2 separate regions of the Mus musculus genome follow, and region 1 is linked to region 2. The links are chromatin loops, found by intact Hi-C in ENCODE. Cell type or tissue: heart. All regions are shown on one strand. Each heading gives the region's core, and the rest is flanking DNA. Links, peaks and the distances in the headings are about the cores only.

What was found. A loop is a pair of places that touch in the nucleus more often than their neighbours do. Peaks named below come from ENCODE experiments on the same cell type or tissue, not always from the same donor. Only the 100,000 strongest peaks of a DNase experiment are listed, where the experiment ranks them.
Region 1: it touches region 2 in a loop (2.3-fold over the local background); 2 of 42 quality-filtered maps call a loop at or near these places.

The regions. Positions count from the first base shown.
Region 1 is chr13:101,795,399-101,807,916 of GRCm38, reverse strand. No RefSeq gene overlaps it. Among named protein-coding and RNA genes, the nearest start is that of Pik3r1, 33 kb to the right of the region's middle. In heart, for the core only: no CTCF peak of the experiment used is centred there; DNase peaks (open chromatin) are centred at 5,886 and 6,366; H3K4me3 peaks cover 1,291 bases; H3K27ac peaks cover 1,185 bases; H3K27me3 peaks cover 1,122 bases.
Region 2 is chr13:101,732,712-101,740,711 of GRCm38, reverse strand. The region is part of intron 2 of Pik3r1 (phosphoinositide-3-kinase regulatory subunit 1); the gene reads left to right. Among named protein-coding and RNA genes, the nearest start is that of Pik3r1, 32 kb to the left of the region's middle. In heart, for the core only: a CTCF peak has its summit at 4,807 (motif pointing left); DNase peaks (open chromatin) are centred at 401, 1,741 and 4,821.

The DNA of each region.
Region 1 (12,518 bases), core at 2,009-10,008, 65 kb before region 2:
CTCTCAAAACAAAAGAAAGCCAGGTATAGTGGTGCATGCCTTTAATCTAAGCACTCAGAAGGCAGAGGCAGGTGAATCTCCTTGAATCTGAGGGCAGCCTGGTCTACAGAGTGAGTTCCCAGACAGCTGGTACTATATAGTGAGACCCTGTTTTAAAAAACGAAAAACATAAAACAAAAAAGGAAAAAAAAAAGAGAAGTGAGGGAGGAAAAGATGAGAAAAGTAAGACTTGCATACCAACAACTGGATTAATATTTGACTAAAACCCTCAGCAATGTAGTATCCACATGGAAATATAAAACTAAGACAGTTTTGGACACTCAGAACCAATGGAGCCCATAGGAGTATTCCTTCAACTAACTTCACACAACACACGATGGCCGAGCTATACCCAACTACCCTGGAATTGTGATTTAATAAAATGGATCCTGTTTTGAGCCTTTAAAAGAGGCATTTGTTGGGATTGTGATGGTTTGTATATATGTTCAGCCCAGAGAGTGGCACTACTAGAGGGTGTGGCCCTGTAGGAGTAGGTATGGCCTTGTTGGAGTAGGTTTGTCACTGTGGGTGTGGGCTTAAGACCCACACCTAGCTGCCTGGAAATCAGTCTTTCACTAGTAGCCATCAGATGAAGATGTAGAACTCTCAGCTCTTCCAGCAGCGTGCCTGCCTGGATGCTGCCATGTTTCAGCCTTGATGATAATGGACTGAACCTCTGAACCTGTAAGCCAGCCCAATTAAATGTTGTCCTTAGAAGAGTTGCCTTGGTCATGGTATCTGTTCACAGTTGTAAAACCCTAACTAAGACAGGAATGATACAGGCATCAACAGATTTAAAGGAATTGGACTCCAAAGCCTTGAGGAGATGAGGTAGAGCTTCTAAGGAAACAGAAGCAAGATTTGAGTGCTGTTCTCTGTAAGGAAGCCACCCACAAGACTTAGCTCCAGTGACTCCACAGCCTGGTCAGGTCCCTCAGGCATCCACCAGGAATTTATTGATCAACCTTCCTCCTCTCAAAACAGCTGCACTCTGTTTGAGGATCCAAGAAATAGATCTTCTACACACCCTGAAAGTACATGACTTTGCCTACAAAACCAGTACCTTCCCCAGATAGAGTATAAACCAGCACCTTGCCCAGATAGAGTATAATTGATTCAAGAGAGGACATGTGCTCTATGGAGGGCAAGGGTAACAAAGATATTCTTTCTGCCTCTCTGAGTGACACTGAGAAAGTGCTTGGCTCCTTCCAGGATCCAGTGGCAACCAGTGGGTGACCTTGATGGGATTCAAGCATTAGTCCAATAGGCTTAGACCAGAACAGAGATGGATGGACCACCTCCTATGCTACAGTGTTGATGGCTCCCTCGCTGTCATCCTCCGGTGAAGTCAATCAAACATTCTATTGATTTTTTTAGTGCTATGAACTGGTAAGTTTCTTTTAAAATCTATTTAGGTTGGACTTTCAAGGCTTTACATCTGATGGCCTCTATGTCTCCATACTAAAAGCAGAGATCGTTGCTGAGGAGTGTCTACTTACAGGAAAATGAGGCCTTCAGCCTGACCAATGTCTGCTTCAGAGTCAGGAAAAGAGGAAGGTATGGATTCCACATGGCCTGTTAGGAGGGGAGGGTGACAGAAAACAGAGCTGTAACTGAGGCAGGTTGACCAGCCACTGTGTATGAAAGACTGACCATCCTTGATGCTTTACAGATACTATTTAGTGAATCCCTACAAACCCTTCAGATGGCCTATTCTTCCCCCCCCCCCCCCCACACACACACACACTTTTCTTTCCCTTTATTGGGTATTTTCTTTTTTATATTTGCATTTCAAATGTAATCCCCTTTCCAGGTCTCCCCTTTGGAAGCCTCATATCCCATCCCTCCTTCCCCCTGCCTCTATAAGGGTGCTACCCCACCCATCCACCCACTCCCACCTTCCAGCCCTGGCATTCCCATACACTGGGGCATTGAACCCCCTCAGGCCCAGGGGACATTCCTCCCACTGATGTCCAACAAGGTCAGATGGCCTATTCTAACCCTTGTGAAAGTGAAAGCTGAAGCTGAGAGAGAACCACTCAGCTGGCCAAAGTTATGCTTCATTCTCAGTTCCATCTGACTCTGGCAGCCCCTCCCATCCCTTTGCATCTCAAAAGCAGGCGCCCAAATCAGTGTTATCACCACCAAGCCAGAGACTAACAAAGGTGCAGATAAGGAAATGACCAACCCAAGCACAAAAACCCTTGGGCTGAAGACGGGAAGGCTGCAGGGGTAAAAGCCACTCTTCACATTACTAGCACAAGCAGAGGTACACAGAACAAACGCTGTGGCCATATGCTCTACTCAGAATCTCTGCAGTGCGGGAGCAGGGTCTATTCTGATCTCCTTTACCAGCAGACAGAGATGAGGCCAAAGAGGTTAGATGGCCATTTCTAAAGCCACAGAGCTGGATGCAAGATGTAAACTAGAATGAGACCCTGTCTTGGCTCTATCTCGTTGGTCCACAGCAACTGAGTGTTGACATTTTGGAAAAATGATAACGAAGTTCCCTGTTGATCTGCTACTTACTGAGATGAATCATGTCATCATTAAAGGTGCTTTTCTTTTTTAAACCGGTTAAATATGAGGCAATAATAGTACCTGCCGTGTATAGAAATCAAATAGATCAGCAGCAGGATCATGATGAGTACTGATTTTAAGTACTGCTGAGCTAGTCACACTTCGTGCTGTACAATAATGGCTCTCTACCCATCCAGCCCTATCTTGAGTGCCCATTGAGTGTCTTTTCCACTATGGTGGCCTCCAGTGGAATCTCAATTACAGTTTGTCAGTGATCTGCTCTAGATAAGACTCTCAATTACTTTGCCATAAATTAACAGAGAAGATAACATGAAGGCCCCCAATTTTCAACTGAATTTGTGTGACCATTGGTCTTCTTTCCTCATCTGGTAGAAAACGGGGAAGGGAAGGGGATCTCCCTGTCTTTCTCCACCCTCCCTCCCACTGTAGGAATTTGCTACTAAAAAGGATCTGAGGCACTCAGTCAGTGGTGACTTATGAATAGGGCTTAAGGGATGGCATCTGCTTCTCAGAGTATTTGATATTACACTAAGGTCAAAGCTCTCTAAGGTTAGGGTCTGGTGTCAGTCTAGAATGGGATGTGTCTGCGTTTGCCTTGGTTCTGCTGCTGTGGGATCAAGAGGAGGAGAGGGGGGGAGCCTGGATCCTTTTCCATGTCCAGGTTCTGCCCTCCAGGATGGAGATAACCTTAAACCAAGTAGTTAAGAGGGAAGAAAGGGTGCTAGATTCTTCCTAGGACTTTACGAGACAGCCTGGCTGGGGTCGAATCTGCTTCCATTTGAACCAAGAGGTAGGGGTAGAAGACACATCCACTTAGAACCAATCTCTTTAATAAGGACAAAAAGAAAAAAGAAAAGAGTGTGGGTGTGCAGGGTCAAAAAACAAAATACAAACAAAAAACAAACCAGAATAGGACATAGCGATCTGTGAACAACCTCAGGATGCAGGCAGAGCCCAGGATGCACACATCCAATTTTGTGCTTAGCTGGTACCCTGCTGTGCCTGCTGTGCCTGGGTGGAGACAGATTCAGAGGATCAAGGTGGCCAGCATGCTCTACGGTTATTGCCTACTCTGGCTACTCTCAGGACAGGGTTGGTACACCTGCCCAGAAGGTGGAAGGATAGGGCCAATTTCACCAAGAGTTCCTTGAACTTTAGAGCTGCAACAGGATTGGGGAGGGAGAAAGGGATTCTCAGAACTGGATGTCCAGAAGACAGGGTGGCCTAGAGTGGCTCCTGTGCTGGGAGTCCTAGATTAGCAACAGAGAGTTGAGCATAGAGGTGGGGCATGCCAGGGGAAGCAGGGTAACAGCATGTGTCTTCTCAGGGTCTCAGGCATCACTGCAAAGTTTCTTATGGAGCAAGGACTCCACATAGCCTTCACAGACACCTAGCTTCATACAGGCTAGCCTCTGGCTTTTCCAATGTGTATGGAAGCACTAGTGTGAACTTGTGGAATAAACACACACACACACACACATGGTTAGTTATATATTATGTTATATATATATTTATATATTATAACACACACATATCTTTCATCTGGTTTTGACAATCCATCTGTCAAAGGGCCATATGCTCTCTCTCTCTGAGCTTTCAAAGGTGACATGTTGTTGACTGTAACTTGAAGACTTGAAGTAGAGATGGAACAACGACTGATGAGCATAAGTGGTATTAAATAAGTTATTCTGAGAAAAATGAATCACCGGGATCAGGAAGACCATTGTGAGAGTGACTGTGTCTCCCTACTAAGAAGGCCACAGTGTGAGGATAGAATGATGCTAGAGAGAAACCTAACCAGCTCTTCAGCCAGGAGGTCATGGTCAACATCAACAGTCATAAATCATGTTCAACTGTCAACAGACCTGTAATGAAAAGCTGACATTGTACCTCTGTGGTCCTCCTCCCCCAAATCTATTACATCTGCTCTAATCGTGAAAGAAAGAGAAAGAGAGAGAGAGAGAAGGGAGGGAGGGAGGGGGAGAGAGAGAGAAGGAAAGGAGAGAGGGAGGGAGGAACAGAGGGAGAGAGAGAGAGAGAGAGAGAGAGAGAGAGAGAGAGAGAGAGAGAGAGAGAGAGAGAGAGAGAGAAAGGAAATTAGACAAATCCCAGTAGGGGCGTCCTCTTACCACTAACGAGTCAGTTACCAGGGCTCCTTAAGACTGTCAAGGTCACTGAAACTGGAAAGCTTTCAGAACTCTTAGAGCCAGTACAGCCGAGAATAGACAAGAAATAAATGTATCATGGGAATCACAGGTAGAGGGAGCTTGTGGTTCAAAACTACATTCCCAGCATTTAGGAGACAGATTCAGGATCGCCAAGAGTTCAAAGCCAACCTGGGCTGTTGCCCAGTGAGTTTGTTAAGTGAGTCCCAGGCTAGCCTAATCTACAGAATGAGACCCTATCTCAAACAAACCAGCCCACCCACCAATAAAGACAAACAAAACCCTAAGGAAATCTTAATAAACTATTGTCTGCCTTTGGTTAGTATATCAATATTAATTTTTAAATTATAACAAACATACATGACTGATGTACCTTAAGGACAATGTTAGGAATAAGGGACCAGGAAGACAGTTTATAAAAGCTCTTTGTACTATTTTATTTTTCTTTAAATATCAAATTGTTGTTGAAAAAAATCTTTTCCAAAACTTTGTAAGATCATATGGCCTATTAGCAGTGGAGCATTTCATCCAAGCTCACAAGCCCAGGCCGAGAAATATTTACTGGAAAAGGAGGTTTTTTCGCACGCATAATTTTCCAGAATTGTACTATCCTCTGTAATGAAAAGAGTGATCAGTGCCTTGTATCTGAATCATAAATTTAGTCTGCGTTCCCATGGTAGGTCACCTGCTAGGGCCACAGCCATCTAAGTAGCATCAATATGGGCTCTGTATGGCATTAACTAAGAGCTTTCCCGTACAAAGTGACTGTTACTTTTATACTCCTACTAAGATTGGGTTTCTTTCTGTAACATTTATAAGCAGTGTAAAAAGTTGGACGATTAACGTCTCTGAAACGTTATTTTCTCTTTTAAAAGAGAAAGAACATAAAGGCCACAATCAAACTTTGAAGGGCTGTACCTACCGAGGGAACGAGTACAAATTCAGTGCCTGGCACCTCAAAGTTCTCGGTAAACGATGTTTGATAATAAACACAGTTATCTTTCCCAATCAGGAGAAGATAATCCCCTTTGGTCCACAGGAAACATGGCTCGCAGCTCTTTCCTCGGCATGTTTCCTAATTTAACTACACGAAGCATCTAGAAGGCACTCTGCCAACAGCAGCCTCTGGTTTGTATCTAAGCAAGTCTTGGTCATTAAGCAAAGTCAGGGCATCACTGGCCAAGCAGAGAAAGGCCACGCCACAGGGTACATCTGTGCTCGCCAATGCTCTCTGTTCTTGAAACAAGAATGCAATAATTAATAAATAAATAATAATACAATAATAACAATAACCCAGGACAGTTAGACAGTGTCAGATCCCAGCCCCAGGCTGGGGGGGGGGGGGGCGGAGGGGACGGGTAGGAGGGCTCCTTTCTCTTCTTGTTCCTCAGCACCTGTCACGGAGACGGGATGCAGGCTCGGCGGCCGCTTCCTCCTGCCCCCGCCGCCCGCCCGGCGGACCCTCGGCTCCCGGCAACGCGCCCGCGGCCCACGCCGACTAGAAAGCGCCCATTGAGCGCCTGCAGCTGCCGGTGCCGCTTGCCCAAAAACTAAATAAAGCCCCGACTGCAGTTCCAGCGAAGAAGACACTACTGTGTTCTTCCCAGCGCAGTCACGGCTATAAAGCATTAAATGCAAACTGCTGATTGTTAACGCTGCATTTGTTTACACCCCGAATCTTGAATCACAATGGGGTGGCTTTCGGGCTGCCAGGGCCGGCCAGGGCCGGCTTTATCCTGAATGCTGCAGCCTGTTCCCTGACTGGCCGCGCAGAAGGAAGTTGAGTAAATAGCATCGCCTTTGGCTTGCTGTGTGTGTGTGTGTTGTGTGTGTGTGTGTGTGTGTGTGTGTGTGTGTGTGTGTGTGTGTGTGTGTGTGTGTGCGTGTGATAGATGTCTGCTATGGAGACCAGTGGGATTTTGTTCCTGGTAGGATTGAAGGGAATGTATTGGAGAAGCCTTACTCTATTTGCGGATGTGTAAAACGTTCGGGGATTTGTAAGGTCTCCCAAAGGAGAATCCCCACACTGTATGAAATAAAGCAGATGCGAATGAATGAAAGGATTCTGGGATTCTCTTAAAGGGCTGCGGGGAAGGGAGAAGGATGGATGGGAAGTGTGGCCCACTGGCTAAGCTCGCTGATGGATAGCTAGCTGCAGCATTTATCCATCCCTAGCACCAAGCGTGACCATATATATGCCTTTAAAATCCAGCAGTCACTCTCTCTGCTAGTGAGTTAGAACGTTTTCACTTGAAAATATTGCAATGAAAAAAAGGCCCTTTGCACTCTGCCTTTCCAAGCAACAATCTGTGACAGAGCTTTTCTTTTTAAAGTTTGCGCCGTTAAGTTAGGATGTGCTTATATTTTTATGCAGTTATTTTAAATCTTTAAACATACACTGAAAAAGGAAAAAAGTTAACTTTCCTAAGTGAAACGTCTTTGTATCATGCTCTTCTGGTTTCTGGTGACCAATCCCTATGCCATTAGTATTCTTAAAACAATAATTCATAATGAGTAGAGTTATGCTTCACACAAGAAAATAAAAAACCTCCTGAATAGAGTTTGCTTATACCAGGTTGGACTTAAAACCTAGAATGAACTACTCATAGCTATCAACGTCAGGAAATGTATCTGCCCTGGAAACACACCACTGTCTTCAGAATAACTGCAGAATCATAGCGGGTTTCCGCACAGCATTTGGAAAGTACAGATACAGCGGTGAAATGACACCTTCTCACCTGCATATGTAATCCGAAGGGAAATGAAACGAACATGGGACACACCATGCAAATGAGAGACAAAGCTGGAAACCAGAGTGCTGGAGAAATGATTCAATTCACACAGGCATATGCTGTCCGCTGGCACCTTGCACCAGCCGACAGAGTCTTTATTCCACAGTGAAGAGCTTTCGAGTCGAAATGCAGAAGGATGCAGTGAAAGTCACAAAGGGGCAGATCTCGGAAGGGACATTGACAAAGCAGGAGGACCACCGGCAGTGCATTTGGAGCACCTGGTCCACCTAGAGCTGGTACTGGCTGTGAAGGAAGAGAAGAGAATCTGCAGTCTTGGAGGTCTCCCTGGGTAGGGGGGCTCACTGTCTGATGGGAAGATGAGATGTGCACAAGTCATGTGAGAACTGCACCGAGGCTGTAAGAATGGAGGGGATTGAACGCCTAATGAATGGGAGACCAGAAAACAAGACACACAATTCACAGGAAGACGATCGGAAGGTCTCGCACCAGAGAGAACGTTGGAGCAAAGGGAGAAGCCTGAGACTTTGCCAACAGGGAGACTTTCCTTCCACAGCTGGCTTAGAAACATAACTGTAGCTTGAAGGGTCCTTTCTTCCTAGCCAAGTTGGGACCCAGCACTAACACTATTAGATGCAGACATGCCTTCTTCTTCTTCTTCTGTCATAGGGAAATTTCCAAAAGATTTTGCCAAGGACACACTTAGACATTTTCAACATGTTCCAATTCAGAGTGGATCCACCATGTAAAAGAAGCATGGCATGAACTTGCTATTTAAATGGCACCTCTCTCTTTCTCATGTGGATTTTACATCCACCTGTACTTCAGGCAGTCATGAAACAAGTGTTTCCCCACTCCCATTAACTGATTTCAAACCCACAAGGATCTTGCACAAGGTTTGAGCTTACCCAGCCCCATAGACACACTCACCCCTAGACATTTCCTCACTCACAGTGTGAATGCTCTGTTCAGAAAGCGGAATGCAGACAAGCGACAAAGGCAAATGCAGCCAGAGTGGATGCAAATTATTAAATTAATTTTTTTGGAAAGCAAATTTAATTTTAATTAAATTTGAAAGCTTACATATTTGCAAAGACAGTTTGGTATTTAACTCTCAGACTCTTCATCCTAAAACCTTTTGCTTCCTTTGCAAACCTACCCAATGACTCCTAAGGTCAGGCAGAAACATAATTCCAGCTCTTCAAATAAAGAAGTCAAAATGAAGGGGCAAGCTTAGTTCTGTCCCCAGGTAGGACCTTAAATTGTCTGCAGTGACTGGAACCTAGATCAGTAGACGACAGCCTGTCCAGTCATGCAGCTGTATGACTTAGTTTGTTTTGTTATTGTTTCAAGACAGGGTTTCACTGTGTAGTCCTGGCTGTCCTGGAATTCACTCTATAGACCAAGCTAGCCTCGAACTCCAAGATCTGCCTGTTTCTGCCCCACCCCCACCCGGCTAAAGCTGTCATTCTAAGAAGGGGCTGGGTCAGGGGTTCACCTCCACTTGAGTTAGAGTCTTTGAATCTTGATCACATTAAAAATACCTGTGTTAAGATTAAAAAAATAAAAGACAGAATGGATTTATGAACATATAATGGAAGAATCACATGCCACAGGATGGAGCACGGGGGTAGGAGGCGAAAGCCTGTTCTTATCTTCAAGTTAGTTTTCCTCTGATCACCAGACCAGAATGTGCCTCAGTGTGGTTAGAGTAAGAGAAGACTCAGCGTGACTTTTTTTTTCTAACAGAAACAAATGTCCAGTCATCTGAGAGCACACCAATAGTGTAAAATAGAAAAGTAACTGTAATTTAAGGGCTTTTTTCTTTTTACATTATTAAGTCAGATGATTTTTTTTTCCTAATACTCATATCTCGCATGTGCATTTCTGGTTTGAAGAACTTTAAACCATGTTTCAAAGTTACATTTTTAAGTTTTAGAGCATGGCATAATTCTATGTTTGGAAATTTTAGGACAGCTGAATGATTTTCTATCTGTATGTATCTATCTAATCTATATTTATCATTTCTGGAGTGGGCTGTACACATAAAAAAATCTCGTGATAATGTGTTACCATTATATCTTTAATTCTTGGTTCTTGTAAGAATAATGTTGGTGAAGACATCACTATAGTCACTGTTAATACATAATTAATTACCCCCAAACCAGCAGCTTAGGCCTGTGCTTTCATTTTTGTTCTCAGCTTTATGGTTGAGAATCTAAAAAGGTCTCCGTAGGCAGGTCTCTCCCAGGACCTCGCCTACAGGTACAGTCAATGGTACCTGGGCTCCTGCCCCAGATGAGGCATGCACTGGCTGCTTGGAGTCCCTACTGATGGTCTCTTTGTTGTTGACTCCAGCATAGTGTTGAAGAGCAGCCAGATGTCCTGTGTGGCGGGTAACCTTACTTGGAATATGCAGGAGAGTAAGGCAGGACTTTCACTCTCAGTTGCCCCTGCCAGGGGCACCTCCCAGTGGGAAGAGGAAGGGGGTCTTTGAAGGCATGTTTTGAAGCTGTGGTGGGTTTCCTTTTGTTGTGTCCTTTAAGAAGAACAATTTGGTGCTTAGTTTCTTAAACTAGACTACAGATCATCTTCAAGACCCCACACGTTTGGGAGTTCGTTTTATGCTTCTAGAACTTAGTACGGGGCTGTTGTGTACCAAGTGCTACAAAACAGAATCAAAGGCCTACAGTCAAAAAAAAATCCCACCCTTCAAAGCAAACAGTCAGGTTTATTGTGCTGATAAAACCACCCTAGAGAGATAACCAGGATACCTTAGGTTGTTTGAGTCTGAGCCAGTCATCTAATTCAGCTCTTCTTCTTTTCCCTCCAATGACACAGTTGCAGGTTAAGCTGTACAGCCAAGTAGCAAAGACAGGACCATTGGTGCCCAAGGTCTAGTCATTGTTTCTGGTCCACCTGAAAGCTCTGTTTTATCAGTTATTGTTTGAGAGTTTGGTTTTATTGAAACTCAGAGAGACTCCAGTGGCTTAGATCATTCTTATACACAAGAATGGGGCAAGACTTTCTGTCAATCTGCTGAGTGCAGCAGGAGCCTTTCCCTCTCTCTCTCTGACCTTTCTGTCTATTCTAGGAAGATAAAGAAAAGTCCCAGAGGCCTCCCCAGGAGGCCCTGGGGCTCTGCATTGATCTCTGCAGTCTTGAAAAAAACTAACTTCCTGGCCGTTTCTTCTTGTTTCTCAGGAGAATCTTGTGGCCTATCTGTCTGGGACCAAGCAGAGTCTGAAAGGCTTCCTGTGACTTCTACACAGGCTGTGAGGAAGTAGAGATGTCACAGAATGTTCCAGGAACGTTAGACTATGTTTCAGGCAGTGCCTATGACTTGGGACCGTGATGTAAGTCATCATCTTGGCCTTTCGGTATGAGACAAGCAGCGAGCCCAGTAGCCACCTTTGTATCACGGAGATGCAGGTTTGCAAAGAAGAATGGAACTGTTAAAGAGCCTTCCTAGTGGCTACCAGGAGGGTAGGAGCAATGCTTTCTGGCTTAAGGTTTGTCTAGCTTTCCTGAGCAGAAGGCTTTTACTTCTGCATGTACTGTGGCTGTAATTAAGTGATTCACATTCACAATGCTCAGTATTTATCTAAAATACTCTAAGTCCTCATTAGGAGGGGGGAAATTCATTAACATTTGGCTTCCTGAACTTACTAATGTGGTACATCCCTCTCTAAGCTCCTTTTAACACTAGGGTTCTCCAGAGAAACGGAATAGTGTGTGTGTGTGTGTGTGTGTGTGTGTGTGTGTGTGTGTGTGTGTGAAGATGCAAAGAGATTTGCTGCAAGGAATTGCTAGTATTGTTATGAAAAGCTGACAAAGCTCAATGAGCAGCATACTAGAACCTTAGGAAAGCAGGGGTCACCAAGCTGGGTCCCAATGACTTGGCTTAACCAGAAGCCAGCTGGAGTAGCTCTAGGCAAATGCCAGTAAGACCAGAGATCCAGGGTAACCTGAAGACGAGAAACAAGGCAAAGCAATGCTTCAGCTCTAGGTACCCAGAGGGAAGGAACCATCTTTCCTGTAGTAGCCAACCTCTATGTTCTAAGCTTCTGCAATCTGCCTGAGTCTCACTCATGTTAGAGAGAACGATGTATTACCACGTCTACTAATTCAAGTATTAATTTCATCCACAAACACCCTCATACTCAAAATATGTTTGGCTGGATATCTGGGAAATCTCTTACACAGTTACTTTTGATACAATTAGCCATCACACTTACGGTGATGGGGTCACACACTACAGAGGACTAATCAGATAGAAATCTCAGATAAATCTCCATGATTGTAACAGAAATGTCTCTCTACTTACTCTGATCTGGTACTCATGTATATGTAAAGTTTTTCCTGTTTGCTGTGCGCCCACAGCATTTCTATTTAGGGCCTGTAACTATATGGGGCAGCCCATGTATGTTTGATCTTTACTGTCATCTTGAATGCATTCAGAATAATTAGGAGACACATTGGCAGTGTGTCTGTGGGACAGTCCCAAGATATTTAAATGAGGAGGGAAGAACCACTCCAATTGTGCACTATGCCACCCCAGGGGCTGCAGTCCCAGACAATGTAGCACCCACTCTTCTGACTCTGATGCTGGGGCTGGCATTGCCCCATCATGATCACCATTTTGTCAATCTCAGTTCCTGTGTGACAAGGAATTTGGCTAAAGAAACAGGACAGTGGACCTCCTGAAGCCAGAATCATACATACACTACAAAAAGAACAGGAAAGGCCTTTCTCCCTTCCAGGGAGTCTCTCCCTGCCCCAAATCAGCCCCAATGCTCTAAGATTCTCTGCTCACAATTTTCATGCCAGACTCCTAGAAGAAGGAGAGGGGCCTGTAGATCCCAACTTTTTGAATAGCATAAATAAATTTCATGACCCCCCCCCCCAAGGAAAACAGATAAAACCTTTCATCTGTCTACTTTATGACTACAGATGGATACCTTTCTCTTATCTGTCTGCTTCATAACTACAAATGGACACCTTTCTCCCATTCCTGCCATCA
Region 2 (8,000 bases), core at 1-8,000:
GGTCAGGGTGTGAATGTTTTTCATGTGACTTTCAGTTGGGTCTTGCTCAGAGAACGTAGTGGTCAAAGTTGGGTTCACATCTTGGGCATAATTTGCAAAAGTGAAGTTTGTAGGTGCAGGGTGGTTCCGTGAAGACATGAAGATGAATGGACGTAATGTTTATCTTTGAAGTCCTGTTTCCAGAGGACACTGGGGCAAGGAACAAACGCTCTTCTGTTCTGAAGCATCCCAGTGTTTTCCCACGTTGGGTCCACGAGACTGAGTAGAGGGCTTTGAGATGCCATAGCTCCAGGATACATTGTTCCCTCCTTTTTAGGAATCGGGTATCCCCAGTACTGGGGTCAGGCTCCTCATCACGCCTCTGAGGTAGGAAGTGCACGGAGCCCAGGCTTACCCACAAAGCCAAGCCACAGCTGAGCATTTCCCACTGTGGAAAGTCCTTCCTGTGTTTGTCACCCATGGACTCAGCCCTTAGTGTCTGGGTCAGTTGAATGCCTATCCAGGGAAAGCCAGTGGTTTGGCAGAGAAAACTGGATCTAAGTGGGAATAAAATTTGTTGACCTCTGCCTCAGAGGGTCACATTTTTCATTTATATTTCACACGAGTCATCATAAATTACAGTGCTTATAGATAAAGAAGACTTCCTCCTTCCTCCCTCTCCAGACACCACATAATGGAAATTGCAAGTTTCTACAGAAAGGCCGATACTGCTGCCTCCTCCTCTTCTTCCTCCTCTTCCTCTTCCTCCTCCTCTTTCTCCCCCTCCTTTTTTTTTTTTTTTTTTTTTTTTTTTGTAAACTAAACAAAATGTCAGTCTCTGATGAGACTTGCTTCCTGCCAGAATTCCCACTGGTCTACTGTCACAGTTTCCACAAAGGGCCAAGATGAAGGAGGGAAACCCATTTTGAACCCTGTGCTCTTCTGTATTATGGGAAAGCTGCTTTCTGCCTCAGGATGGGGAGAACTGTTAAGTTCTAAACCTTAGTGATAGGCACGTAAGACCTACTGGATTCTAACTGCTGAAGGAGAATGTCGATTAAGGCAAGATTTGTTCTGCTGCTGCGATCAGACATATAAAACTTTGCAAAGTTTTGTTGTTCATTTCCTGTTTAAGAAAAAAAAAATCACCCTGTCCTATGAACTCCCAGAAGATGAGAAGATTTTCCTCAGAGAAAATTCAGTTCTGGGAAGAGCCCTCCATAGAGGTCATAACCTACAAAATTCTTGAAGGGAAGTTTCAGTGAGAAGAGGGCAGGGACGGTTGGGAAGCTCTGAGTGCTGCAGTGGGTGACTGGTGTGTGAGCCCCTGCTTTCTTGAGCTGCAGCCTTCATGGGACGTGTAACACACATCTGCAGAAATTTTGGGGGAAATTAAAAAAAAGAAAAAGAAAAAGAAAGAACAACATGAAGTTGGGAGAAGTGTAGTGGAGGCGAGGAAAGAGTGGACTTTGATCAATGTATATGCAGGTATAACTATTAAATAAAATATTAAAAAATAGATTTCTGTTTCCAGCACAGGGCAGGAATAGCCTAGCTAAGTAGGAGTTTGCACCAGTAGTTGTATCTTTCCCAAATGACTGCTGGAGAAAATAAGTGTAAGCCATTGTCAACAGGTTGTGGAAGAGACTGGTTCAGCATGCTCGCTACCAAAAACTCGCCTTGCTGCGAGGCTGGCCCCAGCCCCAGCCTTCCACATAAAGCAGGTGCTGTTCGGATCAGAGGCTGATCATCCTTGGCACCCAGAGTGGACAGCCTGCCAATTGTTGCACAATCGAGTGGACCCAAGCGACAAAGGACTGCTTAATTGAAAGTGTATAAAATGGTTCCTTAGTTGAACCTTAGTGGGTCACACCCTTAATCCCAGCACTGGGGAGGCAGAGGCAAATGACTCTCTGAGTTTGAGGCCAGCCTGTTCTATAGAGTGAGTTCCAGGACAGCCAGGGTCACACAGAGAAAACTTGTCTCAACCTCCCTCTGCCGTCAAATAAAATGGTTTCTTAGGCTTCATGGACAATTGAGTAACCCCATAACCCCAGTTTCCTTTCTTTATGGTCACTACCTAATCCTCTGGGATCAAGCATAAAATATTCTGGTCTCTTACAGTGAAAAGATTAAACAGCTGAAGTTTAAATTAAATCATTAATTTGGAGTTTTCTGTGACTACATTCATTATATTCTCTGTTGGGATTACGTTCCTGTGGATTTGACAGATACATAAAAGTGACAATATGTGCTTATCAAGGGCAAATAAAAGTTCTGCACGCTGAAATCCTGAGTGGTGTTTTTAGTTTTCTGTTTATATTAAAACCTTTTAAAATTGAAATGATTTAACGAGGTTTTCTTTTTCTGGATACCTAGTAGAAGAAAAAATCAGAAGCATGAAGCAATTGAGTATATTTACGTGGAGACAGGCCTGAGTGATGGAAATTTTTTTTTTTTCTTTCAGTAGGATTTAGCAGAAAGCATGTGTCGAAAGTCTTACCTAAATGGGTCATAATTAAAGACGTTGGGGCTTATTTATTTTAATTAGAAATATTAAGCTACACTCAGTGGGCTTCATGGAAAAAATTTTTTTCTAATTGCATATTTTATTTTACGTCAAGTAATAAATTAAATTTTTGTGGGTACCAAAAAGACGTTTTAGCTTTAACCACAATCATAACTCATGCTAAATATATTAATGTTGTGTTGATTAGCTGGCTAACTGTTTCTGGAGAGTTAACTGGTGAGACCTATTGTTGTTGATGTTTTTCGTTTTCCAGTAATAGTGGCAGAGCAATCAGTGTCCTTTCTGGAGAAAGGTTCTCGTTTGAGTTGCTCTGATCAATACAGGTGACTAGAAGCAGAGGTAAAGAGCAGCGCTTACTTCTGCTGTGTTCTCTTTAAAACTCTGTCAGATGCTGTTGTTGCGTTGCCCCTCCCGTGGGTTTGACAGAGTTTCTGGGAAATCCACAGAGGCAACTCTCTCAGCCTCTTACGAAAAGGGGCAGAATGGAAGGGGGAACTCACTCACAGTTCCTGTCGGGATTAAACCGGGCATCCAAGTGGCGCGCCTCAGGTTGACTCTCAGACCTAGCTGCTGTCTCTGGGATGGAAGATCCCATCTCAACATCCTCCATGTATAGCACAGAACAATCCTTGTTACCCATCTCGTTTTCTCGCCAAAGAGAATCTGTAGAACAAAGCAATTTAGACTACTCAAGTACATTGGCCATTCCCAGTTGTCTTTGACAGTTCTTAATTAGAGTAAAAACGGACACAGTCAGCAGTAGGAACAGTTTTTCGGGACATTTGGGAATTTGTACAAATATACTTTAGAGGAAAAAAAAAAAAAAAGAAAGACAAACTGTTTGGCTTCTGCATCATTTATTATGTGTGCGCCCTTGAATCTGGTGTAAAGTGCCTGGGATGAAGATTGGTTTCTGCTATTGTACAGCCAAAGGGGTAGCCATTGCACTATGGTCTCAGTTACATGGTGAACTTGTAAATAAGTCAGGCATTAAAAACTTCCAGTGGCATCCTTGGCTGAGAGTCCGTCTTAGTCACTGTGAAGTATTTGCTGCATGACCTAAAGATGGTACCATAACATACATAGCCTTGGCTTTCTCATCTGTAAAATGGGATCGATGGCCAGGAATGAGCTGTGTGGGAGCTCTCTCAGACACACCTCCACTCCCAGAAGACCCCAGGACCTAAGGCTCATTGATGATAATTCTCAAAACAGAAAGGACACATTGAACACACACACACACACACACACACACACACACACACACTCAGTGTTTCTTAGACTTAAGTGATATGTTTGAACCTGACGAAAATGAAAGGAATTGAGATTGCCCGGCCACAGGAAATAGAGGCCAAGGGCCAAGTTAAACAGCTGAAACCACGCACAAAGCAGGAGATCATGGGAGATAGCAAACGCTTCGACGCTCTCTTTGTCGGTGTTTGAGGGAGAAATGACAGCAGAATTGTCATGTTTAGACCAGCTGCCTCTTCTACCTCACCTGAGAGTTCTCCTCCTCGTCCGTGGAAGGCAGACAGGACCAGCTGTGTTCTGTGGCAAAATGCGTTTTTCTCCACAGCTCGGTGCTTTCCCAGGCGCAGGCACCCTGGAACCTGGAATGGTTTCGTTTCTTAGCACAGAGTTTTCATTTAACATGGAACATTGTTGCTTGAATGATGCTCATTAGGAGTCTCTACTCATGTTTTCCTTTGCCTGCTTCAATAGTATCTAGTTCTGTTTTCTGTTTGTTTCTTGTTTTGTTTTCCAAGACTGTTCTTCTTTAGTCCTAGGAGACTAATACTTTACACACACACACACACACACACACCCAAGCTGACCTCTAAACTCATGATAATCCTCCTGCCTCAGCTTCTCTAGAGCTAGAATTATAAGTATAGGCAATCAGGCCCAACTGTTTGTGCCACTTAGGTATAAACCATTCCAGGGTCATGGATCTGTTAGGCAGAGTTTAGTTGACTCCATACTGTATCTTCAGAGGGCATAGTACTGGCAAAACCATACCCAGAGCTGCAGTTCACTTCTGCTTTGTCCATTTAGTGTGTCCATTTCCTCTTTGAGGAAAACCTTTGGTTTTTCAGAACTCCATTTTCCTTTACAAAGTCAGAGTTGCAATAGCAAAATAACTTAAAAATATTTTGTTTTCTTGCTCACTAATTCATTATGAAATAGCTCAATGCTTAAAAGGAAAAAAAGAAAAAATGTGCTGGGTCTTGGTGGGAGGGAGGACATGCCTGCCTGCCTGCTCTGAATCTGATTCTCCTGCCCAATAGAGGTTGCCATCTATTGGCCAAAGAGAGAAATAAAATGAAAAGTTCGGCCCACGCTCCAGGTGGTGCGATGGTCACGGAGAGGTTCTTTTGGTAAAGTTCTTGGCTAAAATATATGAAAATGCATGATTCTTTAGGAACCTTAAGCCCAGGATCATTGGCCGTAGCCGGTCTCTGTAAGTCATGATAGGTATTTAAGAAGTGGCTACATAGCTCTTTTAAATGCATATTTCTTGAGACCACCAGAATTCCATTTTAATGAAATATTAAATGGAGTTTTAATTAGACAAATTGATGGCTGATTTTGTAACTCTGTGGTTGGTTTGGGCTTTCTTTCATTCCAGCCTTTGGAATCTGGTATTTCCTGCCCAGCTGACATGAGACAGGCTCTGTAGAACGGGCAACTGGTGGCTCTTGGTGCTGGGATCTGGTTAATTTGACCATGTGCACTATTTAGAGGTTTAAGTAGTGGCATCTCTCCAGAGTTGTATAATGTCATAAGGTGCATTTGACAAAAAAAGGGAGGTGGTTCGTGGAAAATTCTCAAGCAACTGCAAACAGGGGAAAGAGTTCCTTTGGTCTTGGGTGGACACACACACATACTCACCCACTCCACACTCCACACACACACACACACACACACACACACACACACACACAAACACATAGGACAGCTTGAACTTAGAAAGCACCAGTATAACAATTTTTATTATTAATAACACATCATTTTAAATTGACTTCTCATCCCTAATATCTGAAAATAATCTTATAAATCCTGAAAGCTAAATTGTATATACATTAGTGCTTTACTTAATATGCCTCACCATGGTGTGTGTATGTGTGTGTGTGGTGTATGTGTGTGTGCGTGTGTGTGTGTGTGTGTGTGTGTGTGTGTGTGGTGTATGTGTGTGTGTATGTGTGTATGTATGTGTGTGTGTTGGGTAGTATCCTAACCAACTATGAATAAGGCTCACAGTCTAACCTTGTGGTTTTATTTCTTCCTTACCTGCCTGTTCATATTTGGAGTGTGAAGCTTTTTTAAATGCTGTGTACTACCCAAGTAATCATTTGATACCCTGGATTCAGGCATTTGACGTTCAGTTAATTAATTCCTGTGCCTTCCACTGTGAACTAAGAACGATGACAGCTAAAGAAGGAGGCGGTACAAGAGAAACCAGGAAACCCATATGTTATTTGCTTCCATTTTCACATAGTACACCTATATATGTGTGAAACAAATATATAAACTGTTACAAAGCAGCATATTGATGAATTGAAATGAGTGGAGCATGATACGAGCAAGAAGCCGGCAGGAGAACGGTTGGAGTGGGGCCTAGAGAAAGCAGAGTTTTTGAAGGAAGCGAGACATGTTTATGTGTTCTGATACAGGTCAGTATTAGGCTCACCCTGAATGGCTTAATGTCATGTGAGCAGTGGGGAGAAGAGAAAGGGCAGCATCATGGAAATGGTTGAGGCATGGGCATCTCCTGTGGGCAAGCCGAGATGTATTGTTGAGGTCAGGCTGTGTAACTTCCTTCTGAAAAGGCCCTGCCCATTTACCAGTCATGATACCTTTCTTTCACTTCTATTTTTGTCCCTTCCTTTAGGAAAAGGACTAGATGCTTACTCGTTAGTTAAAACTCAAAGTCATTTTCCTGTTCTGGTTGCTTTTGTTCCTCGAGTTTGAGAAGAATCGAATTAGGTCCGCGTGAAACATTTGGTCCCTCTGTCAAGTTTCCATTTTCCTATTACCTGATATGTCTTTCTTTTTAAAATGCTGTCCCCTCTCATCCACCAGATCTGTATCGTGGTGCCCCTCCTTGGTCTTTCCCTTTTGGATAAAGGCAGATATACTGAGCTTTAAAATTCTGCCTGGATAGATTATCTGCTCTGGCACAAAGTGGCCCTGTCATAAAACCCAGAATTGAAACATCCAGTATTGACGTCTTTAAATTCAGCCTTACTTTTAAATAATACTGGACTGGGTTGTTGGACATCATCATAACTAAACTGTTTCTCTAGACGATGTAGGTTAATCCAGCAAGCCCTTCTAGGAATTCTGTTGCAACTGGTACCCTGTACTACCGGACTCCATTATAAATGATTTAACCTCCTATAAAGCTGCATTTTAATAGGTGTTTATAGGCATCACTTACCAAGTATTTCAAGGGCTCTTTAAATGAAAACTGCCAGGGAGGGAAGGGTAACACTAGCGTTTTTTCTCACAGTTATAAACATTCCCACATAAAACAGGGTTGGTGGACTATGGGTGAGGGAACAAATACTTAAGGCTCCATCTCCTACCGCTGACTTTCACTCGTTCCCACGATAACTGGAGAGAATTCCTTGGGAACTCCTCTTCACAGACTTGTGTGTTATGTGTTCATTCTGTGCCAGGACCTGGTCCTGGCCTGGATGCCTTGATCAAAGCTCATAACTTAATGGAGGGAAACAGAATGCTGGCCGTTCGGCCAGACAAGTAGTGTCCTTTAGGATTGGAGCTAAGCTGGAGGCACCTGTGTTTGAGGTGCCATGCCCTCCTTAGTCTCCTACGTATTCCTGCCAGTGGCTGACTTTTCTTTCTGGGGGGTAGACAGCTGGTGTTTGAAGTGGTAAGGTATCCCGTGGGATCTACACCTCAGCCATAGGCTCCATGGGATATGGTAGTGGAGACCCATGCTTGCTGTCTTGCCTTTGCTGCCTGCCCTCTCCTTCCGCCTGCTTGTGTTTGGCGAGCTTTGTCAGTTGCATGCCTGTGATGAAGATGGCAGGGCAGAAGACTTGACTATTTCTGTTGGTAACATACCAGTGTGTAAATTGGGAAGTTCCCTAAGTGCGTTCGATTTCTATATTCATTTGCTAAAATTTATGTGACCCATAATGTCATTGGTATGCCCATTTGCAGTGATGTACTATCATTAAAAGTGACTTTGGTGAAGTGGCTTTGGTGTCCTTGTCTGGAACCGTAACCTTCAGCTATAGAACACGCCGAGGGGAAACACATGTTTTAGATCTTACAATGAGCTTGGGAAATAGTACCCACATGTAGGCTGGAGACTTCCTGTGGCGGGCGACAGGCAGCCTGTGAGGAGAGCCTGCTTTGGGACCAGGACTGTTCCTGTCATCGAGTCCCGTTCCTAAGAGCGGCGCCCAGAAGGGTGAATGAGCTGCCCTGAAATCTTTAAGATTCCTTATGAGATTTCAAA